Linked DNA regions of Mus musculus: region 2 is linked to region 1. The links are chromatin loops, found by intact Hi-C in ENCODE. Cell type or tissue: heart. All regions are shown on one strand. Each heading gives the region's core, and the rest is flanking DNA. Links, peaks and the distances in the headings are about the cores only.

Evidence for each region. A loop is a pair of places that touch in the nucleus more often than their neighbours do. Peaks named below come from ENCODE experiments on the same cell type or tissue, not always from the same donor. Only the 100,000 strongest peaks of a DNase experiment are listed, where the experiment ranks them.
Region 2: it touches region 1 in a loop (2.1-fold over the local background); 2 of 42 quality-filtered maps call a loop at or near these places.

What each region holds. Positions count from the first base shown.
Region 1 is chr7:83,944,922-83,960,199 of GRCm38, reverse strand. Cemip (cell migration inducing protein, hyaluronan binding) reads left to right here. Exons shown (of 29, transcript NM_030728.4): 17 at 1,606-1,691; 18 at 2,481-2,612; 19 at 4,707-4,742; 20 at 4,824-4,979; 21 at 7,233-7,413; 22 at 8,582-8,797; 23 at 11,409-11,620; 24 at 12,867-13,052. Among named protein-coding and RNA genes, the nearest start is that of Gm30440, 18 kb to the left of the region's middle. In heart, for the core only: no CTCF peak of the experiment used is centred there; DNase peaks (open chromatin) are centred at 7,429 and 8,709; H3K27ac peaks cover 2,076 bases; H3K27me3 peaks cover 285 bases.
Region 2 is chr7:84,009,809-84,025,086 of GRCm38, reverse strand. The region is part of intron 1 of Cemip (cell migration inducing protein, hyaluronan binding); the gene reads left to right. Gm30440 (a long non-coding RNA gene) reads right to left here. Exons shown (of 9, transcript XR_378308.2): 3 at 12,440-12,642; 4 at 9,949-12,027; 5 at 4,660-4,879; 6 at 4,460-4,547; 7 at 2,157-2,879; 8 at 1,242-1,340; 9 at 352-549. Among named protein-coding and RNA genes, the nearest start is that of Gm30440, 47 kb to the right of the region's middle. In heart, for the core only: no CTCF peak of the experiment used is centred there; a DNase peak (open chromatin) is centred at 6,596; H3K27me3 peaks cover 571 bases.

The sequences.
Region 1 (15,278 bases), core at 4,144-12,143:
GATCCTCAAGACTTCCTACTGGAGAGACCAGATCCACAGGACTGGGCAGCAAAGGGGGCTGAGATGAGGAGTAATGCAATCAAAAGCAACATCTCTAATAGGAAGGCAAGTCAGAGTCAAGGACATAGATGTGTGTAGGAGGGGTGATTTAGCATTTGTGAGGGCAGGAGGGACTCTTATCTTCTGAGATAGGCAGGGAGAAATGAAAGAATCTACAGCTGGACCAGCTTGACAGTCTAAGCAGAGACTACATGGTCTATATAGACTATATGGTCAATATGGTCTATATCCTGGATGCTTCTATCCAGGAAGACTGACACCACATTCACCTCATGCAGTCATGTAGTCATTTCTCAGGCATCTTGTACAGTCACCACAGCTACTCTGTGAAGGTGATATCATTAGCCAACTTTACAGATAATGATATGACTAGCTAAAGAAGTGAGGGGACTCGCCAGCATCATTGTGTGAGAACAGAGCCAAGAGTGTAAGCTCTCGTCATCACTGTTGTGAACTTAAAGCCCACTGGGGAACAAATAGGAACTTGGAGACACAGCTGGTATGAGCCTCCTAAGAGGCCGGGGGATCTGAGAGTGAAAGGGACTGGATGGTGGCCTCCAGGACTTCCACTTTTATCCCAACCCACCTTCTGTCTAAAAGGAGACAGCTTTGGCACTAAAGAAGAAAACCAGGCTCAGAGCTAGGGACATAGCTCAGTTGGTAAGAGTGTTTGTTGGATGTACATGAAACCCTGGGTTTGTGTATAGACAAGATGTGATCCCATACACCTGTAATCTCAGCATTCGAGAGGCTGAAGCAAGAGAATGAAAAATTCAAAGTCGCCAAGGCTACATAGCAAGTTTGAGGCCAGCTTGGGTTACATGAGGCCCTGTCTCAAAGAAATCTTTTAAAAAAGATTAGCCTTTCTCCTCAAATCAAGCAGGAGCTGGAACAGGCTGTAGGAAGTCATGACTCTCACATGATGGGAAAGAGAGACAAGTTCGTATTTCATTTGAAAGTCTGTGATGCATTTCTGAGTGCACACTGGTAGACCTTGTTTGGGAATCTGGGATAGGAACTCCATAAACTGGTGTGAGTTCTGTATATGGAATTGGCTATATGGCCCCAAGATAGACACTCTAGTTTAGACCCCCGTTTATGGAAGCTGAAGAGATGGCTCAGAGGTTAAGAGAACTGGCTGTTCTTGTAGGGGTCCTATGTTCAATTCCCAGAAACCACATGGTAGCACAAAACTATATATAATGTGATCTGATGCCCTCTCTGGCATGCAGGTGCACATGCAGATAGAATACTCATATACATAAAATAAATAAATCTTTTTTTAAAACTGGTTTATTTATCTACTCCACCACACACACACACATGCACAAACCACATGCACACACACAGGTCTGCTCCTCTCAGATCTAGTCAGAGAAATGCAGAATGACACTGGCTTTCTCCTTCTCTCACTGTAGACCCTACATCCATGAACATAGTCTAAGAACTGCTGGGTATATGGACATATTCAAAAGCATGTGCCTAGGTTGGTGTGAGAAGATGGCTGTAGGCAGTAGTAGTAGCTAATGTGTCCTTTGTCTCCAGGCTGGCATGATCATAGACAACGGAGTCAAGACAACTGAGGCCTCAGCCAAGGATAAACGGCCCTTCCTCTCCATCATCTCTGCCAGGTAAGAGCCCCTGGGAAACATTGTCCCTTGGGACCTCTTGGCTTGCTTCCTTTTCTTCTGCTTCAGTCCTGCATTTCTTCCCCTAATGAGTGCTCACTAGCTGGCACTGAGCCAGTTGTTGAGATATGGAACTGTGCTAGAAGTCTAAACTAAGTCTGAATTAGAGTCCAGACTCCAGTAACTGAAGGGAGAGCTGAAATTCCTAGCAATTTCCAGACCCCTCCACCGAGCCAAGACCATAAAACAGAGGATTGGGGATGGCCAGAGCTGTGACATGATGGGCAGGGAGACAAAGGTGATCAGAAAAAAAGCATCTACTGCAACTTTAATGGCAAGGAAATAGATAGCCAGGTTGACAAGTCAAGCCAGAGCTTAGCTGAAGACCAAAGACTGCTTTTAAAAGGTCATTGTCAAGGCTGGATGGGGTGGTACATGCATTTAACTCCTTTAATTCTGCACCTGAGAGGCAGAAGCAAGAAGATCTCTGCAAGGTCAGCATGGTCTGCACAGTGAGTTCTAGGCCACCCAAGGCTACATAATGAGAACCTATCTCAAAGGAAACAAAAACAGGGTTGTCAAACTTCAAGATCATTAGCAACAGTGGGACCGCTTATCTGTCTCCTGCATGGAGCTGGGTCCTAGAGATGTTACCTCCTGTCTCTAGAAGCTCAGAGTTGTTCATGACATAGCCAGTGAATATCTGCTGAGTCAGAGATATCTGGGACTTGTAAGTGGAAAGCAGCTTACAGAGCTCAGAAAGAATACACCCTGTATTCTCCCATGCTCCAGGTACAGCCCTCACCAGGACGCAGACCCACTGAAACCTCGGGAACCAGCCATTATCCGACACTTTACTGCCTACAAGAACCAGGATCATGGAGCCTGGCTGCGGGGTGGGGATGTGTGGCTGGACAGCTGTCGGTGAGTCTGGAAAGGAAGGTGGCTGCCACCAAAGAGGCTTGATGTTCCTCTTCTAGGCTGAAGAGTAAGCAAGGCAGAGAGGGTTCTAAACTTAATGACATTCAGCTTTCTGTTCCCCCTGCAAGACAGGAGTATAGGATGATATCAGACAGTGACCAGGGGAGGAAGAAACCCCACAGCAGCATGTCAGATTCATCAACAGTGCTGGGCACTATGGATTACTTATGGGGACTCTCATTCATGGTTACATGGGTAGTCAGTGCAGGAAGGGAAAAGGGGGTCATGGTCCTGTGTACTCACTGAGTGCCTAAACTCTGGTTTTGGTTTTCTTTTTTATTCTCACTATATTTCTCAAGAATGCAAATTTTAAAAATAAAAATACAAAATCCTAACTCCACTGATGATAAATTGAAGCTCAGTTAGTGTCTTAAGTTGCATAGCTAGTAAGTGGAGAGAGAGAGAGAGAGAGAGAGAGAGAGAGAGAGAGGGAGAGAGAGAGAGAGAGAGGGAGAGAGAGAGAGAGAGAGGCTTGATGCTTAAGGCCATTAGATTCTACACCCAATAAAACAAGCCAAAAACATTGATTTATGATGTAAAGTCCCCAGAAGTCTGATGCCAAACATGGTTCTCCTTCTGCAAGAAAATAATGAAGCACCCTGCCAATAGGGGCTACATCTTCTTATCCTCCACTAGACAGTTTAAGGAATCCCAGAGTCTGGCTGGCATCAGGGCTGTGGTCCTACACATAGACAGAGTTGACATGGTCTGGAGCTGACAGAATGATATCTTCCAGAACTTTGAGTATTAATCCAGTGTGGCTGCTGGGGACTTAGGGAGACTCTAGTATCCCTGGATGCAGGCAAGTATGGAAAAGGTTACTCCTAAAGGTGGGAAAGAAGACAGCCAACTGGAATACCACACTTTAGTTCTGGTGGGAGAGAATCGTAGATAAGGAAAGTGTGGATAAGCCCAAGAATTCAGCATAATGAGCAAGTGGGGATGGGTAGCTGTGTTTTAAGATGTGCTGAGTTGGAAATTCTCACAAAGAATGCAGAATAAATGTCTCAAATCTTCCAAAAACAAGATAGGACAAATGTTTGAGTCACCCATATGGATGGAAAAGGAAGTTGTGAGTGTCTATAATGTCCCTAGGGTCACAGTGGAATGTGAAGGGACCATAGCAAAACGCCAGGTGATACCAGAGATGAGGAAAAGCTGGGGACAGGGATTAAAAGAGAGATGGAGAGCTTGGTGCCCTAGATGAGACTTGGTTGATTGGTTTGGCTAGATAGATCTTTGAGGAGGAAACACAGAGTGCTGAAAGAAAGCTCCGTTGAGGTGTGCTGGGAACTGGAGAGCTTGTGGAAATCAGGATCAGCCCAGCATGGCTGAAACAGAAGGGAACAAAGATGACTTGGGACTTGGTGCCAGAGCAAAACCTGGGCTTGGGCTTATAGGAGATGTGAAGCCACTGGAGATTCAAGAAGCAGCGATGGCGCATGAAAATGGTGCCCAGAGGAGATGAACCTCTTGGGGTGTACTGGACAGGAAGGGAGACGAGGAACAAAGGAGATGAAGGCAGCACAGACCCAAGGTCCAGCTACTTCATGAGGCTATTTCAGTTTCTTACTATGGCTAAGAGTAGTCCTCACATAGCCTACGTTCAGTAGTGCTGGCCTTGGGGTGGGAAAACACAGCCCCCCACCCATCCCACTACCCACTGCCTTCCATTTCTCCTGATCAACCCCACAGGCTCTGGGGGCTCAACCAGAGGTGGGCTGGCAAAAGAGGCCTGTGAGTCCTAGCCCTCCTGTAGCTAAAGCTCCATGTTCCCACATGCTGAGTCACTGAGTACCCATGCCAAGCTGGGTACATCTTCTAGCTCTTTACCTGCCACTCCAAGGAATACCAAATCTGTGAGGAGGAACCAGAATAGCCATTTGCTGTGTAAAGTGGAAAATTACAATTCCCTCACCAAAACTCCTACCCCAAGGATGTCCACATAGACTCTGTTGACAAAGAAGAGTCCTTCCTTCCACCACCTCATTGACTGTGGAGTGAGAGCATGGGCTGACTGTCTGCTCTTGTCCCTAGGTTTGCTGATAATGGCATTGGTCTGACCCTGGCCAGGTAAGAGTGACTGCCATTGTGACTGGTCTTTCGTGGGAGTTTATGTTTGGACATCTCATTCCCGACATCTCTTCTCTGCAGTGGTGGAACCTTCCCATATGATGATGGCTCCAAGCAGGAGATAAAGAACAGCTTGTTTGTTGGCGAGAGTGGCAATGTGGGCACAGAAATGATGGACAACAGGATCTGGGGTCCAGGTGGCTTGGACCACAGTGGAAGGACCCTCCCTATTGGCCAGTAGGTTTGCAATGATGGGAACTGCCCTTTGTGTGAGTGAGTGAGTATGTGTGTGGCTTGAGTGATATCTGTGAAAAGAAAGAAGTTAATGCGTGACTTCTATTTGTTGACTTTGAATTTTTCTGCTCTCTATCAACCTGCAGTAATAGTTGAGACACAATGAGGATGAAATCTGGAATGAGGAAAGATGTCAAAACACACTTGTAGACTAGATTCCAAAGAGCACACAACCATTAGATGTTCAGGGAAACATGGTGTCCAGAAAATGGATTCTGAGTCCACTTAGCAACTCACATGAAGTCTTTCAATTCTGATTATAGCAAAGAGGCAATCAGGATGAGCAGAAGTAATCAAACCTGCAGCCTTGTCTCACACAGATTGGACTCTTAAACCAGAGACAGATCATCTCAAGGTGGCCATGCATGCAAGAGGCTAGGCTTGTTCCACTGAGGCCCTAGAATTGGTTTAGTCTTCTTTTCATGAAAAGAACAGTTTTTGCTGCTATAATCAGGACAGAAACATACACACTGAAACTTTCCACCTGAGTGCACCTGGAGGCATACAGAGGCTTTCACCTGGTCTTCTTGACTTATCAAGAAGCCCTTTCTTCCATTTTAAGAGATATGGAAGACCCTTTTATTTATAAGTGATTCTGAGTCTTCATTTCTAGAATTTCTTTCTAGAAGGTTACTACCCTCCAGGGACAGGATATTCTGGTGACTTCCTGATAGGCTCAGACAGGTTTCTCGCAATGCTTCTGAGAGAAGAGACCTAGGAAGGACCTTGCAGTTTTTATTGAGGAAGGTTAGGATCTTAAACATATGGTTTATGTAGAACTAGCAAAAATGTGCTACCTGAACACTTTAACTGGAAAAATGCATGGATGGGCCCTATGAGAACCAAGATCCAAGGTGATGGTACCACTGCTTACTAATATAAAAATATTGAAACACAGGGAATTTGGGGGTGAGTAGAGACTTCTTGGGAGCCATATGCATTATCTGGGAGCCTGAATAGAAGAGTAGGGACAGCTGGGGACAGTCTCTCTTTGGGATCAGAGCCTTCATGTACTTTCTTTTTCATCTTCATTCCCTTGCTTCCCTAAGCTCCACAAGGAAGAGAAGGGAAGGGACCAAGCCAGAAGCAGAGACGTGGGTATAAAAGGACATGTTAGGCATAGAAAATGACCAGCTTAGATTTGTAACCAGCCCTGGGAAAGGCTACCAAGCAATCTGACCAGTCCCCCATGGGCCTTCCTTTCACATACCCTGCTCAAGAGTGTCAAGTAAGTGGAGGAGGTACCACTGAGCCCCTCCTCCCTGCTCTGTCACTGATTCCTCCCTGGTCCCTCCATGTCTCCCAGCTTCCACCTCTTCCCAATTCCTTCCTGTTACTTGCCAGTATCAGACCTTCTCAGGGGCCCTGTGTCAATCTGTGGTCTTGCTTTTCTAGCAAAAGCTGTCTTTGCCTCTGGCAATGTTTTAAAAGTTGTACTGTAATTCTTTTCAATCATTGCTTATTCTTTGTATTTCTGTTCCTATTTCCTAAACCCAGCACATTGCCTGTGGATAGGTTTACAGAGGAAACGCATCTGGATCTTAATCTGATTAAACTGTTATAGCAACTAAAACTAGGACGATAGTGACTAACAGTGCTCCCCTCCCTCAAGGGACGAAATACTGGCAGCCTCTAGAAGTATTTACAGTATTTTCCTAGTGACTGGACACATTGATGGGAAGAGTAGAGAAACTGCCTAAACAGATCCCTAAGCCAACAACTTGATAGACATCTATTTATCTACCAACTTACTAGTCATTCAGCCAACTAGCTGTCTATCATCCATTCATCTACTCATCCAGCCACCCTCCATCTATTCATCTACCATCCATCTACCTACAAACTCCCCATCTATTCATCCATTCATCCATCTGCCTATCAGCCAGCATCCGTCTACCCATCCATCCACCCCAATCCATGCACTCATGTATCCACCATCTATTCCTCTACCAAACATTATCCAGTCAATGTATCCCTACCATCCATCATCCATCTATACAGACATTTATCCATCATTGATACTGTGCCCATAAATGCCTTCCCAGTGAATTAATTAACTTAATGATTTTCAGTGGAAGGAGTTGCTGGAGGTGGGGGATCAGGAATAACTTCACCCAGAAAAATTTCTTGTCATTCACCTCCAAAGAAGCAAACAACATGGCACTCAGCTGACACCTGTCTTCCTTAACTCCACAGGAATTTTCCCATTAGAGGAATTCAGTTCTACGATGGCCCCATCAACATCCAGAACTGCACCTTCCGCAAGTTCGCGGCCCTCGAGGGCAGGCACACCAGTGCCTTGGCCTTCCGCCTAAACAATGCCTGGCAAAGCTGCCCTCACAACAATGTGACCAACATAGCCTTTGAGGATGTCCCGGTGAGTGTGGTGTCAGGACAGGCTCCTGGCACAGCCAGGCTTCAAGTGATGACTCACTTGTCCCCCACGGCTTGGAGATTGAGCTGTTGCCATCACCACAAGGGTGGAATAGCTTCCTCCAAGTAGGCTGGGCCACGTCCCAGTTTGCTCTCTGCCCAGACTGGAAGAGTACAAGTTCAGATCACAGCAAGAGGTCAAGTCTGGGTGAGTGCCCGCTGGCCTTCCATCTGTACCTCAGGAAGAACTCCTGGGTTCTGAATGATGAGCTGGATGATGGAACCAGGCTACCTGAGTTGGCACAGATCATCTCAAAATTCTAGCAGTACCCAAGGGAAGTCTTCTGAAGACATTGTTTGACTTCATCCTGAAAGTTGATGTAAACAGGACTTTCCTGGCTGCACATGGGGACAGCGTGGGGAGCTGAGGGTCAGGAGAGCAGTCCAAGGATGCCTGTGAGAACTGCTACTTCTCATTATCTACAGCAGACAACATATATAGCCTGTGGAGAGAAACACTGTGGTCTTCCAAACCTTTCCCTCCTCCCACTCCTCTCCTCCTTGCCCTCTTCCTCCTCAGTTCTTCCTCCTCCTTCCTGCTACTGCCTTTGCCTGTCTGCTCACTCACAGATTAAGGCCACTGTGACAATACAAAACTTAAGTTATGGAATTTCTTCTCTCAGACCCGAGAGCCTGTAGGAGGTCAGTGACAGAGATATCCAATGGCTTTCACCGTGAACCTGTCCTCCTTAAACCCACCACACATAAAAGCTCATCCACACATTCACACACAGGTACCCCCTATACACTTTCTCATACAAACACCCACACAACCTCCCCCTTCACCAGCCCATTCTACAGAACACTCAAATTCTTCCAATCCTAAGCCCCTCCTCTAGCAGATCAGCCTCTAAGGCCACCTACGACAGACAAACCAGTGAGCAGAGCCAGAATTGTGTGCTAGTTTTGGGGGTTAAGGCATGGTGACACTCTGACTGTTTTTTGGGCTCCATGAGATGGTCAGCCATGCGGTTTCCTCTAGTGCCCAAGGGCAGCCTCTGTCTGGCTGCTTCGTAATGTCAGCGGAAATTGGAAACTTTGCCCTGGCCTGATGACGGCTGCAGTTTCCGTTCACCTCCTGCCTCAGGCTTATTTTCCTGGGCTCTGTTCAGATTACTTCCAGAGTGTTCTTCGGAGAGCCCGGGCCCTGGTTCAACCAGCTGGACATGGACGGGGACAAGACATCTGTGTTCCATGATCTGGACGGCTCTGTGTCGGAGTACCCTGGCTCCTATCTCACTAAGGACGACAACTGGCTGGTCCGACACCCAGACTGCATCAATGTCCCAGACTGGAGAGGGGCCATCTGCAGTGGGCGCTATGCACAGGTGGGGATGCCACTCTAAACCACTCACTATCTCACTCTCTCACTCACGTGACAAGGACTCAGAGAGCCTTCCGTGTGTCCAGTTAGTTCTATGTTGGGCCAAGAATGATGCAAGCTGTTCCTTCCCTCCTTTTTCTGCCCTTCACTCCCAATCCACAGGATTTTCAGTCAACACACTGTACTGGGTCTATCATGTCCAGTCCTAGCACTTACTAGCTGCTGGTCTGCAGCGTCACCCCTGGAGTCTCAGCATCCTCATGTGTAAACTTAAGCTAAAAGCCAAAGTTCTGTGATGATATTTTAGGAACGATTTTAGATAATACAAATAAAATCCTTCCTCCTGTCCTTTTTTAGGAAAAGAAATATAATGCTAGCCATAGCTTTCCTAGTAGTCATGTTAAAAGGTTAAAAGAGAGAGAGAAATTAATTCAATAGTATTTTACACATATTCAAAATATTATCCTTTCAACATGTAGTTAATATAAAAGTTATCAATCAATTTCTTTCTGTTCAGACTTCAAGCTTTCATATATATTTTATATTTCTAGTCCACTTCTTTCTTAATATTTATTTTATGTGTATGAGTGTTTTGCCTGCATATGTGTATATGCACTTCTTGCATGTAGGTGCCCACAGAGATTGGAAGAAGGTGTCAGTTCCCCTGGAACTGGAGTTATGGATGGTTGTAAACCACTATGTAGGTGCTGGGAACTGAACCCAGGTCCTCTGTAGGAGGAGCAAGTGCTCTTAACTACTGAGCCATCGCTGTATCCCACTAGCCCATTCCTTTGGAAATGTTAGTTCTCCTCAAAGTAACACAGGGGCCTACTAAAATAATCAAGTTCTGTTTTAATAAGAAGACTTTTTTTTCACTGCTTTTGTTTTGAAATTTATTGCACTTTGTGATTTAAATTCATTAAAACGGCATTTTTAAACTGGTTCCTAGGCCATATTGTCTTCATGTCCAGGAGTCATTGTGTACTTGTGACCCATGGCTAACACACAAAACAGTGCTATACAATGTCTGGAATGTAACAACCTGAAATAATGCCATGACCCTGTGACCATTACTGCCTTTACTTAGATGAATGAGTGGTGAAGGCGTGAATGAATTAATGAATTGAAAGAGGCCAGAGAAAACTGTCTGATTAAGAAAAAAGCACAATGCCAGGTGTGCCAGAAAAGGACGTATGTGAGTGAAGGTGTCTTCAAGACCATGGTGGGCATCCTCATCACCATAGCAGACGTCAGAAAGTGGAACTTTAAGAGAATAGCTAAATGGAGATTTGGTGAAGGAATAGAGGTAGAGAGAAAGTCAGTGCCATGCTGAGAGGACAGGGCTCCAGAAGCCAGGTGGGAACAGAGTGCAGGTTGGGAGAAGGGCTGGCTTTAACAAAAGGAGAGCAAGGACAGGAAGTTGAGGCAGTTTCTTTCTGAACTGGAGAGTGAGGTCATGGGCTGAGAATCCAGGAGTGGGCCTGCAGAGAGCGATGATGGCTGGAGGAGCCGCTGCAGAACATGGGAACTGTTGACAAGAGGCATGCAGACGGCCTGCCGAGCAGTGTTGAAAAGGAGACTGAAACAATGCCTCTCTCCTAGGCTAGGGGATTTTCTCAGCCCCAACTGAGAGCTCTAGAAGCAATGGCAAAGGACGATGATCCAGAGCCAGGCTTCTGCCACATGTGTGGACAGGGCAAGGGCGAAGATACCAGTGGGAATGATGGACTACAGAAGAGGAGGGGAGGAGAGCTTGTGGGTGGGAATCATGCCTGCATCACTGAAGGGTGACCAAAACCATCAGGGAGCAGCCACACTTCTAGCATTATCCACCTGGTCCATGGGCTGAGGCAGAGAGTGAATAGGACAACACTCACAAACACACTCTCAGAGCAAAGGCCTAGTTGTATCTGCAGTAGAGTTTGAATACACCCCTCCCAAGTGCTACAGGCCCTGACATCTCAACTGCTAGGAAAGTGGAGGCAGGAGAATTGCAGATTCATGGCTTGCTAGAGCTACAGAGTGGGTTTTAAGACCAGCTTGGGCAGGCAACTTAATGAGACCCTCGTTGACACAAAGAATAAAAGAAGGCCTAGGGTACAGCTTAGTGCTAGAGTGCTTGCCTAGTGTGTACAGTGTTTAATGCCCTATATTTAGTGCCCAGTATGGGAAAGAAAAAGAAGGAAGAGAGGGAGGGGTAATGAAGGAAAAAATAAAGGAGGAAAGAAGGAAAGGAAGGAAGAAAGGAAAGGAGGGAGAGAAGGAGGAAGAAAAGACAGAGTCCTCTCTCCCCTGTTTTTGTCCTTCCACACTGCTTCCATTTTCCACAGTTCACCACGTGACTAGCAGCCAACTCCTAGCAGTTCCAGTGGTCACGCCTTCAGCAGAGGTCATTTTTTAGAAATCATAGAACATGTCAGCTAAGCTGCACAGTGCTACTTGGGCTGTGTCCGCCAGCACAAAGAGACATCCCCTTATTTGGTCTTCCTTTCATCCCGGCTCTGCAAAGAGACGGTACCTCTGAGAGTGCCCTTTGAGTTCAGATGTTAGCCAGACCCTCTAGAACAATCCCTTCTAACAGCCTCCTTGTACGTTTCCTTTTTGGGTTTTCAAAGATGTACATCCAGGCCTACAAGAGCAGCAATCTGCGCATGAAGATCATTAAGAATGACTTCCCCAGCCACCCGCTCTACCTGGAGGGGGCCCTCACCAGGAGCACCCACTACCAGCAGTATCAGCCTGTCATCACCCTGCAGAAGGGCTATACTATCCACTGGGACCAGACAGCCCCCGCCGAGCTTGCCATCTGGCTCATCAACTTCAACAAGTACGTGAGAGCAAGCAGGATAGTGTGAACCAGGACAGTGGTGCCCGCTGAGCTCAGGCAGGGGCAGTGAGAACACCTCACTGTAAAATCTTGGGGTTACTGCTCACAGGACCTCACCCTGGCCCCTTTAGCCCGTCAGAGGTACACAGATAGGTTCTCATTACCTCGAGTTAAGAATCTAAGGGCACAGGCTGAGGCTGCATAGTGGGCCTACCTTTGTGCTGAATAGCTAACCTCTTGGAGGCTTGGGGCGACTACCACTTGCCAAGTGAACAAAGAATGTGTAGTGAGCTCATGATAGGATCGCCCAGCTCCTGGTATTACCATGTGCTCAGTAGATGGGGTGGGGGGGGGGGAATGCAGGGCATTGCTGATGTTATTTATAGAGAAGGGAGCAAAGCTCTCTGAGGGCATCTTAATTACATTTTTGTTACTGTGGTAAGATATCCTAACAGAATGGCTTAAGGAAGGAAGGAAGGATTTATTTTGGCTCAGGGTTTGAGGTCTGTCATGGTGAGGACATCTCATGGTCAGGAGCTTGAGGCAGCTACTCACATTGTATCCCCAGTCAGGAATAAGAGGGAGGTGACTGCTTCGTTTTATTTGCTCCAGGACCCCAGCTAATGGAATGATGTCATTGACATGTAGGGTGGGTTTCACCCCACTCAGTTAAGCTAATCAAGAAAATTTCTCACAGGCATGCTGAGAGGCTAACCGAATCTAGATAATTGCACAAAGCCCAGACCAGGGGATTATGTCCTTTTCTAGATGGTCCAAGGGCCTGTCAAGTCCACCAATATTAACCACAGCCAAGAGGAAGCAGTTGGGTTAAGCACATCAGGTCAACTGTGGGTATTCACATTGAAGCATTTCCTGCATGCACTGTGTTTTCATCCCTGTACTCCTGAGACAGACAGGTGGAGAGAACAAGATGAAGAGCCATTCAATTGTCCTCTTTTAGGGCCAACCCTAGCCCTCAGTTGCTTATGGTCTTTAGTCAAAGAGTACCATTTTCCCAGCCAACACCCACCCAGAGCACCTCTAGGTCATCCCTTGAATGCTCACAGGTGACCCATCCTAATGACTGTCCTCGGCCACTGGTGGTCACTATCCTCCTTTTCTCCCTGAACACTTTGCAACATAGTTACTATTGTTTCAAAACTTCTCATTTAAGAATTCTTTGGCCACTATTCCTGTGGTGTGCTCAAGGGCCCTTGCCTAGAACTAACCTCACTTTCCTTTTTAGGGGTGACTGGATCCGAGTGGGGCTCTGCTACCCAAGAGGCACCACCTTTTCCATCCTTTCAGATGTTCACAATCGCCTGCTAAAGCAAACGTCCAAGACTGGGACCTTTGTGAGGACTCTGCAGATGGACAAAGTTGAGCAGAGCTATCCTGGCAGGAGCCACTACTACTGGGATGAGGATTCTGGGTAAGGGTGCTCCTGTGGTCTGGAGGAATGAGACTCCTTCATTATGTATCTTGGGTTTCCCTATAACCCTAAGAAGTGCAGTGCAGTTTATGCTAATGAACACAGAATGCTTCCTTAAGCACTTTAACCCTAACACTAACCATGCTCTCAACCACTTAAAGACATCAAGACGTTGAGAGGAAAATAAATTCTCTATTAAATCTGCAAGTGAATCATAGGGAATTTTTTGGAAAAAAAAGTTAAGGCAAGAAACAAAAACAAATAAACAACCATGTTGTGTAAATCCACTGCCCCCAACCCAAATGGAACAAACAATATTCTAATTTGAAGATGTGAAAAGAAGACCCTGGAAGAAAAAGAGTAAATTGCTCTGTGGTCATAGCACAAACCTACCCCAGCAGGATCTGAGCCTAGGGCTAGCTATACCCCCAACCCTCCCACTTCTGCCACCTGGGTCCTGGTCAACGGAGACACAGTAGAAGCAAAGTGTCTGCATGAAGACACTAGGGAACTAGTGATCATTTCTCCTAAGTAAATCTGTGGCCAGGAGATGGTTCAGTCAGTCAAGCACCTGATATGCAAACACGAGGACCTGAGTTCAGTCCTCTAGAATGTACGGAAAAAAAAAATATAGTTCCCCCCAGAACTAGAGGGGGGAGTGCAGGTAGATTCCTGTATCACTAGCCAACCTAGTTTAATCTGCAAAGTCCAGGTAAAAATAAAAGTTCCTTTCTTAAAATTTAGTATGGACAGCTCCTGAGAATGACACCAAGAGTTGACCTGTGGTTTTCACAATCATGCTTACACATATGTCTCTGTACACACACACACACACACACACACACACACACAACCCAGACTAATTGTTGAGGAAGTCCAGTATGCCCCAGAAGGATAAAGATGGCCACAGAAACATGAAGCTGGCCACAGAAGCCTTCTAGCGAGTAAAGTGAAAGGTTATTTAATGGGCATTTTTCTCTTTCTTTCTTTCTTTCTTTCTTTCTTTCTTTCTTTCTTTCTTTCTTTCTTTTTCTTTCTTTATTCCTTCCTTCCTTCCTTTCTTTCTTCCTTTCTTTCTTTATGAGGAGAAAACAAAGTAGCTGCTCTATTTTAAAAGAATAATCAGCTTGCCATAAGTAGGGGTAAAGTGAATATAGGCTGGCTGGGAGAGGGAGTTCCAAGGTGGTAAATGAGCCCTGGCTTGGCTTTAGCTGTATTCTTCACAACTGGGTTTATCAGTTATTACCCGAGGGAGTATAACCAAGTAATGAAATATTGTATAATAGAAGGAAACTAGGAGCCCTAGTTTCTTCCTATCCCAGGGCCTTGGCATTCAGTTCAGCTCACTGGAGCATCCATGGGTTGTAGGTCAAGGCCAGAGCTATGATCTGTGTGGGAGTATGGGATGGATGATCTCTCAGACTCCCCTTGCTCTGATCTGGCAACAAAGAAATCTTAACACTGTTAAGACCAGTAAGAGACTGCCAACTTCTGCCTCTGGGTCCTTAGCATTGATTCTTATAAGGAAGTGAACATCAGTGTGATGTGCCCATGGGCAACCCTCAAAGAAGGTGTCACCTCTGCAGCCTCCCCCACCATGCAGAGCATATGGATGGCACTGGCTCTGTCCTTGACCTTGAGCTGGGGACTGCTATACCTGACAGTTTCCATCACTTAATGCCAAGAACAGGAGTAGTTTTTGTTTGTGTGTTTGGCTTTTGTGTTTTTGACAGGCTATCACTATACAGCACTGGTTGACCTAAAGCTTACTACATAGACCAGGCTGTCCTCGAACTCACAGAGATCCACCAGACTTTGTCTTCCAGGTACTGAGATTAAAGGTGTGTGCTACCACTCCCAGCAGAACAAAGGGTCTTGCTTTAGAGTGCCTTGAAGCAGCTCAAGTCCACCTCGTGTGAGGGTTATTCCCTCACATTCTCTCACACACATGAGTGCCTGTGTACACCAAGTCTCTGGAATCAGACTCTTCTCTTCATCTGCCTTCTTTTCTCAGTTCCTTGGGACAGCAATGGTACAAAAAAGTCACAGTAGCCACTTCTCACCTGCCCTTCCAACTCAAGTACCAACTGGTAAACAAGACCTGCCATCTCCTTCATTCCGGCTCACAAGAGAGTGCATCCTCTTGCCTCCCTATAGCTAATGAACAACCTATTAAGAATCCAGTGTGAGCCCTTACTGTGGTCAGAGTGGGTAGAGTAGGCTCTG
Region 2 (15,278 bases), core at 2,647-10,646, 66 kb before region 1:
GCTATACCTGTATATATATTTCAAAGGAAAAAAATATATGAATAGGTAGGAAGAGATGCCAGGCAGGGGAAACATTGAGTCAAGACAGAGACAAAAACCCTCAAGGGAGACCAATTCTGCTTACTTCATGCTGAGGAATGATTGCACAAATGTGACAACCACATGAAGAACACCCTCTCTGAGCCACAGTATCTGGGAGGAGCCAGAATTGGGGCTTTGGAGTAAGAGTTGGATATAAGGATTGTGTACTGGAGTGAATCAGGTGGCAATATAGGTGGTTGGAATGCTGGCCTATATGGACCAGTCTGGCTAGAGTAAGGGTAGGTAATGCAGAGTATTCATGGCAGGAGCTAGGTTGGGGGCAGTGATCTTTAATCAGGCTTGATGCTATGTTTGGAGACTGTTAACAGCATCTTCATTCAGTGGTCACTTGGGGCCAGCCAATCAGCTGAGCCACCCAAGGTGGTACAAATTCCTGAAAGGTTAGGGGTCTGGGAGAGGAAGGTGACAGATAGTCTTGGATCCTCCACCAGTCTCTCCACTGCAGGACTAGAGGCAAGAGAGAGGAAAAGTGAGGCAGGATGGGCCAATGGCTGCTGTCTTCATCACTCCCTGGGTGAGACCTTGGTCCACTGATCTGAGGAGCAGTAATTCTGTTCTTCATCCAACAAGTATTTGGTGAGTGTGTGTTCTGGGCCAGATCTCACATGAGAGAGAGAGACAGAGACAGAGACAGAGACAGAGAGACAGACAGACAGAGACAGAGAGACAGACAGAGAGAGAGACAGAGAGAGACAGAGAGAGACAGAGAGAGACAGAGAGAGACAGAGAGAGACAGAGAGATGGGAGGAGAGAGAGAGAGAAAATAAGACCTTTAGCCCTTTAGTAGCCCACTTAGCAGCATGGACATCTTATGCAATAATATCCCATAATAACAGAAACAAAAGGCAAATGCTATATAGGATGGGAGTGCAGAGGGAAGCTTTCAGTTCTTGTGCCTTCTTCCAAGGAAGCAATGACTTCAGGCCCCCCTTGGCAATTCTGACAACTCAGGCACAGACCATGTGCACAGAAGGCCTTGGTAGCTGATGGGACATCTGTATAGGTAGGTCTAGGTGAGTCCACTCTAGGGAGCAGAGGATGACAGGTTTTGAGGGATGAGGCTGGGAATCATTTGGGAGCCACATGAATCCCTCCTGTGGTACTGACATTTTAGAAGGATGAAAAGCCATCAGACTCACTGTCGAGAATGCTCGGTGAGGGGAGGGCAGTGCAGGTGACATAGTCACGAGATGGCAGGAGGTATCTGTGGAGGCCACTGCAGATTCAGAATACAGAGCCTGAGTTAGAGAAATGAAAAGAAGGTGAGAGGTCAAAGGTGGTACAAAGGTCGTATGGGATGAGGAAGGTGCAGAGTGGGAGAGACACCTGAGAATTTGTAACTGTGAGCTAGTGGAATTCTTAATTCCTTTTATTTGACTTTGCTCCCTCTCTGTTCTGATGCGGATTCCAGCACACCCTTATAGATGTCTGAATAGCTGTGGGCATCGCCCTGTGGTCCACACCCTCTGCCTCTCTGAGCTGGAGAAAATGCAAGACTTGAACAACTAATAATTTGGACTCTAGGATTCATGCTGAGCTTGTGTAAACCACTTAACTTCTGAGGTGTAGATAAATCGCTCTCAATGGCCAGTACAGTGAAGGCCCCCTTACCAGAAAACTACTTTGAAATAATCTCTACTTTTAATTTCTTTCCTTTGTTTCTTGGAGAAGAAAGAGTGATAAGTGGCCACTGGGAGAATATTTTTTTATCCCCTATGAAGCACAGTCTCTATTGATATAACACAGGAAACTTCCTGAGCCAGCCTGGCATTTCCTCTGCACTGTCTTCCTTTAAATTGAGATGTGGTTTTTTTTGTTGTTGTTGTTGTTTTGTTTTTTTCGTTTTTGTTTTTGTTTTTTTGGTTTTGTTTTACAAAACCAAAAAAAAAAAAAAACCAAAAACAAGAAAACAAAAAACCCAACCTTTGTCCCTAATCTAAGTTAAGTTCTTTTATGTCAACACCTTCGGAAGGGCTGTCTCTCCTCCCTTCAGTCTCTCCTCCCTTCATCCTATGTCAGGACCCTGGAGACCAGACAAACAAGGTGGGGCTTACCTCATTTTTAACCCCAAAGGAGGAGGAAGACTGCCTTTAACTTTCTCAGTTTATTTGATTTTGCTCCCATCTTGGTTCTGATGTGGATTCCAGCACACCCTTATAGATATCTGAGTAGCTGTGGGCATCGCCCTGTGGTCCACACCCTCTGCCTCATCATCATGAATCCTCCCAGGTCATCCAGGTGACCCTGGGGTCCTTCCCTGGGATACAGAATGAGTCAGAGAATCACTTCCTCTGTTTTTACGACATGTTAAGCATGAAAGACAATGAGTCCAATGCACACAGGAGTGGCTGTGGAACAGTACAGAAGTCCATGCAGAAGTCAGACTGTCCTTATCGGGTGAGGGAGTTGGGCTCTTCTGGTTGCCAGTACAGGAATCAATGTTGGCTGCCTTCAGCCAGCATACATGCTAGAGATAGCAGAAGGCAAGTGCTTATCCTGGAATCAAAAGTCAACATAAAATGGGATTGGGGGTCAGGATAAAAATGACCACTCGTGTTCAGTTGCTAAAAATCCTGGTCTAATAATTTTACTAATGGGAGAGTCTCCCAGTCTCCAGGGTAAACCTGGCTACAGGAGGCAACCCTACAATCTCTCACTTCTGATGATCTGAACAGAGTGCAGACTTTGCTCATGGTGAAGCCTCTGGTGCCCCGTCCCCTAAGAATGTGACTGGCTCGGTTTCAAGGCATAGATCTCAGAGTAAAAGGTGGGGTACCCTAGGAAAGAAATGCAAACAGGGAGATTAGATTTTTTTAAAAAAAAGGTCAACACACACTCTAAAGGCAGCTCTGTCCCTCTAATCTTGTGTCCCCACCTCACCCCTCGGGCTCAGACACAATGGTGTCTGTATGCACTGAGCAGCTAAATGAACAGGTTGAATTTTATGGGCCCCACGTTTTTGTAACAGTTGAATGTGAACAATTTCTTTTTGTTCAATATAATATGCAAAACATGTGCTGACCAGAATTGAGGTTGCATTTTATTCCTTGAGTAAGTCAAGGGCTCTGTGGGGCCCCCCCACTCTCATGTTTTATGCCTCCTATATATTGGCAAGTGTGCTACAAAGTGGTGTTTCTTTTTCATCTTGTTCTGAGACAGTGTCTTGTGGAGCTCAATCTGGTCTCAAACTTGTTATGTAGCCAAGGGAAACCTTGAACTTCTAATCTCCTAGCTCCACTTCCCAAGGGTTGTGGTCGATTGCATATGCCACTCTGTTGCTTTATACAGTGCTAGGGATTGAACCTAGTGCTTCATGTGTGTTAGGCAAGCAGTCTACCCACTGAATTATGCCTCTAGACTACAAGGTTATATTTTGATGCACTCACACATGGTGGAATGATTATATCAGAGTAATTGGCAGAGCTATCACCCTAGATGAGGTAAGGAGAATCTAAGGACCAGGCACAAAGCTCCAGTCAGGTAGGAGGAGTACTTTGGGCATTAGTAGGTGATTTCTGATGGCATGTATATTTCAAAGTTACTGAAGGAGAGGATTCTAAATACAGCTTCAGAGACTTAATTGCTGTGGCAAACAGAGTCAGGAAAAGGCTAGAGTCAGGTGAGTCTGGTCACCCATCCTCTGGACTTCTGCCGGCTGTGGGTAAACTAGTAAGGACAGCCCTAAGTGACAGTCCCCTCTTCTCTCTGCCAGGACACCCATCCCCTCTCTCAGTGAGGAGTAGCTTTTTCCAGAAGGCGCTTCTGGAAGATCTTGGGCAATGCAGTTAACTTGGATTAAACTCAGGCCAGCATCATGGAGCTGGAGGCAGGAGCTATGCTTGCTGCTTGGCCACCATTTCTGGCTAGGAACCCATCATGGGCTGGAGCTTGAGGGCCTAGGGGCTGCTTGAAGCACTTGGTAGATGTTCTCCTTACATTTCACTCTTGGTACCTTCTCACAGGCAAGGAACCTGAGGGTGGCCTCTACTATAGTCAGTGTTCTAATTTTAGAGGCCATATCTCTCCCAGAGCATCTTGTTTTCAGTAATTACGAACACCAGTCATTGCTCTGAACATTCAGAGAGTACAGCTGATGTGTGCTTGGGCACACTTGAGTGCAATTGCATGCCTGTGTGCGCGTGTGCATGTGCGTATGTGTGTACAGGTATTTTCCTAAGCTGACTCCTCCCCAACTCTTGTCTTTTGATTCAGGATCTCTCTATGTAGCCTGGGCTGACCTAAAATTTACAATTCTCCCGCCTCTGCCTCCTAAATGCTGAGAATCTAGGTGAGAACCACCACACTTAGCTATTATCTGAAAGTCTCCCAAACCATCCAGTAAGCAGAATACACTAACCTATTTTTGTGCTCAAGTGGATTCTCAGCCAGGAAACATGAAGGAAGGTGGTGGTGAACATAGGGGAACACGGGAGAAAAAAATAAACCTGAAAGATAATATCATAAAATAGTTTGAATACTGCAGCTTAAAAGGAGCCCATGGAAATTTCCCAGACTCACAGAGATACTGTGTGGCACTCACTGGATGCAAGCTCTCACCTATTAACAGGTGAAGTTCCTCCTCCTCAGGTAATTAAAGTCTTGCCATGTGCTCTGCTGGATGCCTCCCAGCCAAGTGAGGATGCTTTTTCGCCTCCCAGGACCTCTCATCTGAGGAACCTGGAGAACAGAGAGGCACAGACACCAATCTCACCCCTCCCCATGTATGTGGTCTTATTTTCTGTGACTTCGGTTTTCCATAGAAAGACACGGTCCAAAACTGTCAAGGAGAAAATTTAGGAAATACATAATTCATACGTTTAAAATTGAACAACACACCATGAGTCAAGTGATGATATCTCAGGGCATCCATCCCCTTCTTTCCTGCCCAGAACATTTCTTAAGTCAGTGCATCCACACTGTGTTTGCTATCTTTTAGCCTCTTAGGAGCCATGTCAGTTATCACTCTGTTGTCATTGCATTCAAGTGCTTGTGTCCAAATGACCCCAAAGCTCCCTTTAGTGTACCATGTACACACACTTTGGAGCTGTCTGTGATCCCTGGCATCCACCCGGAAATGTGGCCTGTATCTCCCACGGACAGGCTGCCTACTATACCAGGATCTGCCCAATGTGGCCCAGTTAGTTGTGGAGTGGATATGAACCAAGAATGCCTACTTTCACAGCATCTTGACTGTCTATTTCAGTTTTCAGAGCAAAGCTACACTCTTCTTTAGTCTCCAGTATTACTTTATGGGAATTGTCTAGAACAGCAGTACCAAAGCCACCATGTGACATATGTAGTATATATGTGCATAACTGGCTATGACTTAGCATGAACTCCTGATGACACATGCAGCAACCAAGATACATCTCTAAAGTGCACTGGGTGTGAGCAGTCTTGCACAATGGGCCAGATGCTGTTCTCTGATACTCTCAGCTGGAGAATGATTGCCCTCTGTGAATAGACTAGACTGAGCAAGGGCCTGCAGGAGCTTACTGGAACAGCTGCCTTGTTCAGTGTCTCTGTGGGGCTTTGGTTAAGTAGGCACAATCTATTTGCCCAAACTCAATACACACATTCTTCAGCTTTGTGTGCCTCATTCACATGGATGAATTTTGAACTCTAGTGTAAAATGTGTATATCAAACACATGAGAAAGGCAGTAATTTCTTCACTCTACTTGGAAATGCATCAAAGAGCTAAGGTTGATTTTTGAATGGATAGAAACATGGATAAATGAGTAGTTAGTTACATGAAAGATCAAACAGAGCATGGTGTTGCTGGTAGCAGGGAGTTGTGGATCAGTAAGGTTCACTGTAAAGTGCTTTAAAGTTGCCTGTGTATTTGAGCATTCTCACGGTGGAATTTTGTATTGATAAAGAAAGCAATTATGTGGAGCCCTGGTGTCTCCTGGTGGCCAATCAAGGATCCTGGGACTTGGAAGGAGCTTCTACAGGCAGGGATCTGTGTTTTGCATTTTCCAGTCACAGCTCATGATCTTAAGCAAGTGCTAAAGTATTAAAGTACATGTTTCCCCAATGAAGATAAGGCTGAGGCCCATGCGATTTCCAGCCATGCCTTGCCAAAACTCATTTTCTTCCTGAGAATGTGGGCGTTTGTTGCATAGCCCAGGGCTTCAGGTCACACCTGAGAGATGGGACGCAGGTAACACAGTAAGCCAGGCTCTGAGAGAATCAACTGGTTCTACAGTAGAGCTCTTGCCTGCTGGCTTCCTGTTGGTGTATTTGGAGTAGTAGGAAACCACAGTAGTTATTACAAATAAATAACCCAGTAAAGACAAGTCTCTCAGATCAAAGAAGGACTGTGGGTCCAGCCTGGACCCAAAGCAGGCATGCCCCTTGGCACCTACTGTGGCCAGGGGAGGAGGGTGTGGAGAAGGTCTATCTGCTGTGCAAACATTCCCTGTCTCAGCCCTTCCTGGGTTTGTGAGAGCATGAGAACAGCAGCCTGGAGGGAGGCTGACTCTCTGAACTGCTGCCAGGCCTGCTAGGCTAGGTCTGCCTCATGACCTTCCAGCCTGCCTGCCCAACCCAACACGGGCCAGCTGGAGCTTCTGGTTATATCCCAACTGGAAGAGCTCCTTTGTGGGTGATTGTCTGCCTCAGAACTCTCAGGGGATCCCTCTCTCATCACCCTCCTGAGGGACTGCTCTGACTAGCCTTTTGTCATATGTGTGGTGACCCTGGTAGCAGACATGATGTTGGGGGGAAAGGCAGGGAGCAGAGAGGTAACATGACAGCAGCCAAGACTCTTCCTGTGGCTCAAGAAGAGGTAGAAAGGTGTCTCTGGGTCCAGCAAATTGAAGTTTGCACACTTCAGTGTGCACAGCCACTGCTAGAAATTGTCAATCAGTGGCCTGGGCCAGGACCTCTCATTACTCAGAAGCTTGCAAGTAATGTGGAGGCTACTGGTTACAGAACCACATTCTGAGTAGCATTAAAGCTGGCTATGGTTCCTCCCTGCATGAGTTCACACATCCTAATCAAATCCATGACCATAAACTGTGTCGACTGAAGAAAGCAATAAAGAGACTGAGAGGTACTGAGGGCAGAGTGGGAAGGGGGTATCCACAAAAGCTCTCCAAGAACAGGAGTGTGCACTGAGCCCCCAGGCTGGGGGTGTGGGGAGGGAGAAGGATATTAGATAGTGGGGAAAGCACAGGAAAAGATCTCAGGGGAGCACTGTCTTGGCATCTCCAAAGAAATATCCAACAGGCCAATATAGCTGGAGTGTGTGTGTGAGGAGAGTGGAGAGCAGCCATCAGAAGATCTGATGTAAAATGCCATGATTGTCCCTGGCAGGGCTGTGGAGGTTGTAAAGAGGTGAGAGTTGGGAGTAGGAGGTTAAATAGATGGTGTGAAAAATGTCTCCTCTCCTTCCCTTCCCTTCCCTTCCCTTCCCTTCCCTTCCCTTCCCTTCCCTTCCCTTCCCTTCCCTTCCCTTCCCTTCCCTTCCCTTCCCTTCTCTCCCCTTCTTTCCCCTTCTCTCCCCTTCTCTCCCCTTCTCTCCCCTCCCCTCCCCTCCCCTCCCCTCCCCTTCCTCCCCTTCCCTTCCCTTTTCTTTTCCTTTCCTTTCTTTTCTTTTCTTTTCTTTTCTTTTCTTTTCTTTTCTTTTCTTTTCTTTTCTTTTCTTTTCTTCTTCCCCTTTCTCCTATGGTGTTGACAGTTAAACCTAGGGCCTTCCTTGCATGCTGGGTAAATGCTCTACCACTGAGCAATAGCCCCAACCTTTTAAAATTCAATTTCATTTGGGACAAGGTCTCTAACTTATCTAGGCTGGCTTCAGACTTGCAGGTCCACAGGTCAGGTCCTACCTACTGTGGTGACAACACTGTTTTCTTTCTTTCTGGGGTGGCCCACATTTCTTGGGGACAGGCATGCTGCTGCAGTGTGGAAAAGGAAGTCTTTGGTCCCTGTTTTATGAGATCAAAGAGACCTGGAAGAACTTTCATCTTGCTTTCCCTTCTGGCTCCTTACTAGTTGGGACCGTTTCCATAGTGAATGTCAGAAACACAACTCAGATTGGCTTAAATAAAATAGAAACTTCATTGCCACGTGTAATTGAAAACCCCAAGGATGCTATTAGTTTCAAGAATAGTTGGATCTAGATGTTCAAGGCTTGTTCTTTTTCACCCCTAGGCTCTCTGCTCCCCTGTGCACACTTCACTTTCATGGTGTAGAGGCTGGCACTTGTCAGCCACTGCAGGATGAGAACCTATATCCCCAATAACTCCAGCCAATGCCCCCTCTCTTTATTGGGTCATTTGGCAATCTCTGAATAAGCCTAGCCAATAGATCCACTCACTTTTTCCCTCAGGAGCGCATGTGGCTGGCTTAGCCCCGCTCAAACCCATAAGAAGAATCAAGAGACAGGCAAGCCAAGCCCCCAGCATACTCTGGGAGCGCAGAAAGCCTGTGGCATGGTGGTGCTGTTTTTCTGCTTCCTCTTGATCATGCTCCTTCCTGCCCAGATCCATTACCTCCTTCACACTAAACACAGCATGTCCTTCCATCAGCCTCTGAGGCTTCACATTAATCGTCGTCATTCCAAACGGTGCCTGGACCCTCGTCTGATAAAATCCTCAGGCCATCCTCGCATACTCGTCCATCCCCTGAGTGTGTATGTGTGTCTGTCTGCTAGCCAACCTCCTCCGGGCAGCATTCTAATTGATTTGCTTGTTGGTTGATTGGTTTGTTTATGTTTTTGGAGACAGGCTATTTAGCCCCCGTTGGCCTTAAACTTGTAGTAATCCTAATTCAGGCTGCCGAATGCTGGAACTGCATGTGGTGAGCCTGCTGTGATTAGCTACTCTGTAATGTGAAGGATGCCCAGTTCACAGTATAGGTATCCAAATTCTATCACGAGCCCTTTCTGTGTTTAATAGGCGTCAACCCTGTGACGGCTGTATTGCACACAGCTCACGACAGTGCCGGGACTGAACTGAATTGCAGGACACCAGTTAGTGTGTACAGAGACCTGGAGACTTGTCTGGTGTAAAGCCCCCTGGCATATTCGGTAGCTAAGGGGAAATGCTTTTCCTTTATTTTGGTAGAAAAGAAAACACTCTTCCTTTTCACTGTGCCTCTGAGAGAGCTCCGCCTATGCCAATCATCCAAGGGTCTGGCAGGGCCACAAAAGCCTGAGGCTGGGCCGTGCCCAGGAACCAGATCTCTGAGACGTGAGAAAGAGACTGTAAGCTTGTCAGGTCTACACTGTGACCGCTCCCACCACACACATACACTCATACACATTCTTTATTGTTAAACAATCAAACACCCACTACACCTCATCTCCCCAGACCCCTCAGCTTATCTACCTTCCTCTCTGCCTGCCTTCTGAGCCCAAGGTGTGCTTACCTCACTCTGTTGCCATTCTCCTTCCTTTAGTTAGGGGCAGCTTTCGAATGATACTCTTCCCAGGCATGGTGGATCATGCATAAGCTCAGCATTTGGGAAACTGAGGCAGGAGGATTAACTGGAGTTTGGGGCCAACTTAAGATGAGAGTGAGTTCTAGGCTAGCCTGGGGTATAGAGTAAGACTATCTCGAACAAAACTAACTTAGTTATTAAGTAAATAAGTAAGTAAGTAAGTAAGACCTACTCTATACTTTACCATAGAAAAGTAGCTTGAATGCCAGGACAGGACTGTGCACAGAGCCTTTAGACACAGCTGACTTTCTCCAGCTGTCTCTCTGACAAAATTTCCCTTCCCACCTGTACTGTGTGGGCTGAAAAAACCACTTCCCTGGACCTACCACATTCCTGCTCTCTCCAGCATCTAGATTCAGTTTTTAGCAGGGCTCACTCAGATCTTGTGATATACTTACCATGTTTTTGGAGGCATTTTTCTAGCAGGAGAAATAGCAGTTATGGTCAGCATGGGAGCCATAGGTGGAGCATGGCCCAGCACAATGGCAAAGGCATAGAAGGAAAGCAGCAGCCAACAAGGGAAATGCCTTCCTAGATCAGAGAATGGATTGCACACTAGCCAAGTGGGTCTCTGCATCCGACAAAGATATCGTTTCTCTGACATGCCCAGTTTGAATCCTTATTTCCTTCCCTGCCCCTTGTCCTTTCCTGGTAGAGCTCCTAGGGGCTCACTACCCACCTCCTCGGTCCATGGTAGTGCTCCTTTTGCTATCAGCTCAGCCCCACTTGTAGCTCCCCTCAGACACTCTGCTCCACCTGTGTACGCCCGGACACTTTCAGCTCTAATCTCTCTCTCTCTCTCTCTCTCTCTCTCTCTCTCTCTTAGGTCTGCCAACATGTCACCTTGTCAGACAGCTCTTTCCTTACCACCCCTTTCTTCTGCTCTCCCCACCCCACCCTGCCAGCTCCCAATACCAGCAGATACTCACATCTGCTTGTTTGGCTTTTCTGCCTTCTCCACCCAACCCCAGATAGACTGTAAGTCTTCACATGATGCAGGGCAGAGTGTTTCCTGACAAATCCAGTGATGACCTGCCCAATAGGCATCATTGTGTATGAGTGTGTGTGTGTGTGTGTGTGTGTGTGTGTGTGTGTGTGTATATATATATATATATATATATATATATATATATATATATGATCCTGAAGTTCCCAGAATGCTTTCATTCCTGTCCCAGCAGTACTCCCTCCCCGTCCTGCCACTATGTCTCATAAAGCACACACTAGCCAACTTCCAGCTGCTCTCATCTTCCCATCTGCCAGTGGCTTGCATGCTTTCAGGAACAAGCTGTTAACTTTACATTGAAGGTACTTTATAAGCTGTACCTGCATCCTACACTGATCTGCTCAGCCTTGGCATGCTCACTTTCATGTACATCCTAATCTCTTTGTGGAACTATGAGCCCCCCTCCACTTACCCCACACATACCCTAGAGAGGAGCAGCATGGATCTCCAGCCTGATGGGACACCTGATGGAGATGGGGCACTTGGCAGAAATCTTTCTTGAGCCTCAGAAACAAGTGAGCATGCACGGGGAACTCTCAAGCCAGAAGGAACACCCAGTCAATTGCTGATGCTAGGATTTTCACTTAAAACTACGGCTGATGAAGTGTTTCCCATTGCCGTCACTTTCTGAGCCAGGGAAGACATGAGGCCAGCGACTCTGATTCTGTCCCACAGGAACTCTCCATGTTCTGGGATCCAGCCAGATGCTCATGGTCTGGTGTGTCCTGGCCACAATGAGTTAGCCCAGTCTGCCAGGAACAAAAGCCTTCAGCAGATAAAGGCTTAGGAAACTACAGTTGAGGTCTAGGGCAACTTGCCTTTGAATCCAATTGACAGGCTCCTGTCTGCAAATTCCTACTGGAATCAGCACACTTGTAAGGAGGCCAAGGAACCTGGGCTGGGTAGTACAGCTTCAATGTTCTTTCCAGATAAAGATCATTTTTCTAAACCCATCTGATGGGCAGAGAAGACTATGCTCCTATGTAGGGAAGGACAAGAGGCTCCTGAGAGATGCATGTCACAGTGGGAAAAGGTGTCTGTCATGTGCCATGAAGACAAAATGCTGGAGCTGGAGGGACAGTGGGGAGGGGCCTTAGGATAGAGGGCACAGCTACCCATACAGTACATGCTATTTAGACCTCCGTGTGCTGAGAAAAACATTCTTTGAGCTCTTCAATGCCTTAGTGGGATGTAAACTCAGCTCAAGTTCCATTTCTATCCAAGTGAGATACAAACCACTTTCGTTGTGAGATAGGAGGCAGCCATGACCTCACCCCACCCCACCCAGGGATGTCCCCAGCACTGGGCATGGAGCAGCAGCAGCAGGGCCAGAAGCTGAAACTGAGTTGGCAGGGGTGAAGCTAGAGTTCCATGAAGCTCAGATGGAAGACACAGTGCGAAGTCCCAGGGCATTTGCAGCTAGAGCTGGGAACAGGCTGTGTGCAGGCACCACGGAGTAGCTCAGCCATACCTGAAAGAAAAAAGATACTTGCTACCTGGGCAAGTGAGTCTTAGGGGTGTGTCAGGCTTCTAATATCAGGGTAATTAAATGAGGGGACATTGAGATACTCTGTTAACTTTTATAGCATACAATGGTCGCTCTGGAGAATACTGGAGGTGCTGAAAGAGTCCAAGACCCTTCTCTGGGCTACTAGCCCAGGTCACCCCCAAATGAGCTACAGGCAGGCTGACCTTAAACTTGACAACTGTATCTACCAGTCAAGACTTCCTCTCTTGCTTCATGATGTGTGGGGGTCAAACCCAACTTGACATTATTTTCCTCAGATGAAAGTAAGGCTTAGATGGCAGACAGAAAACCAAAGGAGAAGAAGTAGTACTTTCACTTAAATGGATCCAGTTTCAACATCAAAAAATATACTCACCTGTTTTATGGAAAGCACAGAACAGAGTCCAGAGTTACAGAGTGACTAAGTGGATAACTCATTTGTTCATTCAGTGAAGAGCTGGCAAACCTTCTGGTGACTGTCCAGTGCTGGCTAGGCCCTCACTGTATGTCAATACTTGAGCTGATGTCTTCCATTAAAGAACTTGGTTTGCAGCATCTGGGCACTCAGGCAACTGTGCCCTAAAGTGGAAGGGACAATAACCTCACAGATTAATGAAATACTTTTTTTTTTTTTTTGGTTTTTCGAGACAGGGTTTCTCTGTGTAGCCCTGGCTGTCCTGGAACTCACTCTGTAGACCAGGCTGGCCTCGAACTCAGAGATCCGCCTGCCTCTGCCTCCTGAGTGCTGGGATTAAAGGTGTGCACCACCACGCCCGGCTGATATACTTTTTAAAAAATATTTAAGCAGGGCCTAGGGAGTTAGCTTAGTCAATACAGTTCTCACCACACAAACATGAGGATCTGAGTTCAAGCACCCACATAAAAAGCCAGTGTGGCAGTGGGTGCTTAAAATCCCAGCACCAGAGAAGCAGAGACCAGTGTTCCCTGGAGCTTGCTGGACAATCAGCTTTCCCTAACTAGTGAGGCCCAGGTCACACTGAGAGACCCTGTCTTTAAAAAAAAAAAAAAAACAAGATGTTTCCTAAGAAACAACACTTGAGGTCAAACCTCTGACCTCCTCACATAAGAGCACACATATATACCCACATAGAGATGAACACACACACACACACACACACACACACACACACACACACACATGTTCATTCAGTAACCTGTGGATGCAAAGGAAGAAGCAGAGATGGAGACTTTAAAGGCAGGGAGAACTCAGGGAGGTAGAAACTGAATATTCAACTGTAAATTACAAAATGTGTGGAGTGGCACCTTGGTTGACAGTGGTGAAGTGGGGGAACATGTTTTTATCTTTTTTGACATTTATGTGTTTTATTGTATAGCTATTTAGTGTAAGTTTGGCATTCAATAGTTCATTAGTTATGGCTAATTTATTCACTTAGAGAGATATTTATTTATCAATTGAGCTCAGTACTTACTTTTTATTAATTATTTCATTCATTTATTTATATCCCAAGTGTTGCCCACCCTCCTGGTCCCACCTTCCAGACTTCTTCACCCCATCCTCCCTCCCCTAATACTCTGAAAGGGCGCTTCCCCTTCACCACAGGACATACCCCCTTCCCTGGGGCATTGAGTCTCTACAGGATTAGGCCTGTACATCCTCTCCCACTGAGGTCAGACAGGGCAGTCCTTTGCTGGGCCTTGGACCAGCTCCTGTATGCTCTTTGGTTGGTGGCTTAGTCTCTGGGAGCCCCCAGGGGTCCAGAGTTAAATGACACTGTTGGTCTTGTGGGATAACATTTAAATCAAGGAGGCAAGTCATAGACTGTGAGGGAGACCTGTGGGCATCAAGGGGACAAGGTAGGCTGGGGTGTAATGAATTGTTCTCTGGCTGCCATGTGTGTCTCTATTCTCTTTCTCAAGCACGTCTTCATTCCTGGGCCCAAAACAGTGGCCCTGTAATGCTGAGTTGGGTGGACAGGGTCATCTTCTTCCTAGATTTTCATCTCTCTTCTCTTTTTTTGGGAGTTGGTTTTTGCTCAAATTCAGGGTGCAACCAAGTTTCCCTGCTCCATGATAAAATAATCTGAGCAAAATAAAAATGTAATTAAAGAGTGTAAATAATCAAAGAAGTGTTCCTCTCTGGCACCCTATCCACAGCCTCTGAGGTAAAAGTCCAGCTCCCAGCTTCCCTGTACTCTCTCCATTAAGTAGGCTGGCTACATCAGGGATCAGGACCCCAAATGGAGTGGTACACTCACCACACTGCGTTATCCAGGTAGACCCATTGCTTGCAGCCCAGTGTGTGGATCCCCTTAGGTCATGTTTATGTTTTCTCCTCATAATGCAAACATACTGCCCTATGTTGCAGTTTCCTGCTGGCAGTTCTGGTGACAAGCTTTGAGAAAGCACTTCTAGTTACATGCCGCCAGCCCATTACTAAAAGACCACCACCCCTATTTAATAACCCAAGCTGCCTGTTGACTAAGTCAGGCATCAAGCACAAGCCAGATATGGATGATGGTGACATGCCAACACCTGAGGAGGGTCACCCTAGACCCCCACTGTGCCACACGCACACTTTAGGGGGATTATCTCGCTGTCCCCAACAGCTCTGTACCTCTCCATTTTGAAGCTGAGCGAACTGTTACAGGACTTGCTAAATTCACACTCAAGTGGCCCATCAGAGGCCCCTATTGCAATGCATCAGGAATTGTCAGCATTTAGCCAATACCACAACATACATTCACAAAGCTGACACTTAACTGCTGGTTGACAAGTGTCCCTTTTGGACTGAATTAATACTCTGGATACATCACCATCACTTGGAGACTTTGTTAGAGAAGGTTGTGTAACCCTTAACAGGACAGTTTCTGATAAGATGGTCAGTAGGCCTGAAACTATGCTCTAATCGCTATTGTCCATTCTGGCCCAGATCACACCCTGAGCCACCTTAGCTCTAAAAAGACTCATCACTTCAGTGTGCATCGTCTGAGCCACTGAGCACCGAGGCTGGCAACCAGAGCTGAGAATAAGCAGATTGTTCAGGTCCAATGCTCACGGTAGAAGCCCCACCACACACTTCGCTTGCTTCATGTTGCTAAGAAACTAAATTTGGGGCTTGGGAAATAATTCAGTCAGTAAAGTCCTTTTCATGTAAGCATGAAGACCTGAGCTCAGTTCTCAGAAAAAGTTGGAAATAGTAACATATAGCTATAATTCTAGTGCTGGGGAGGCAG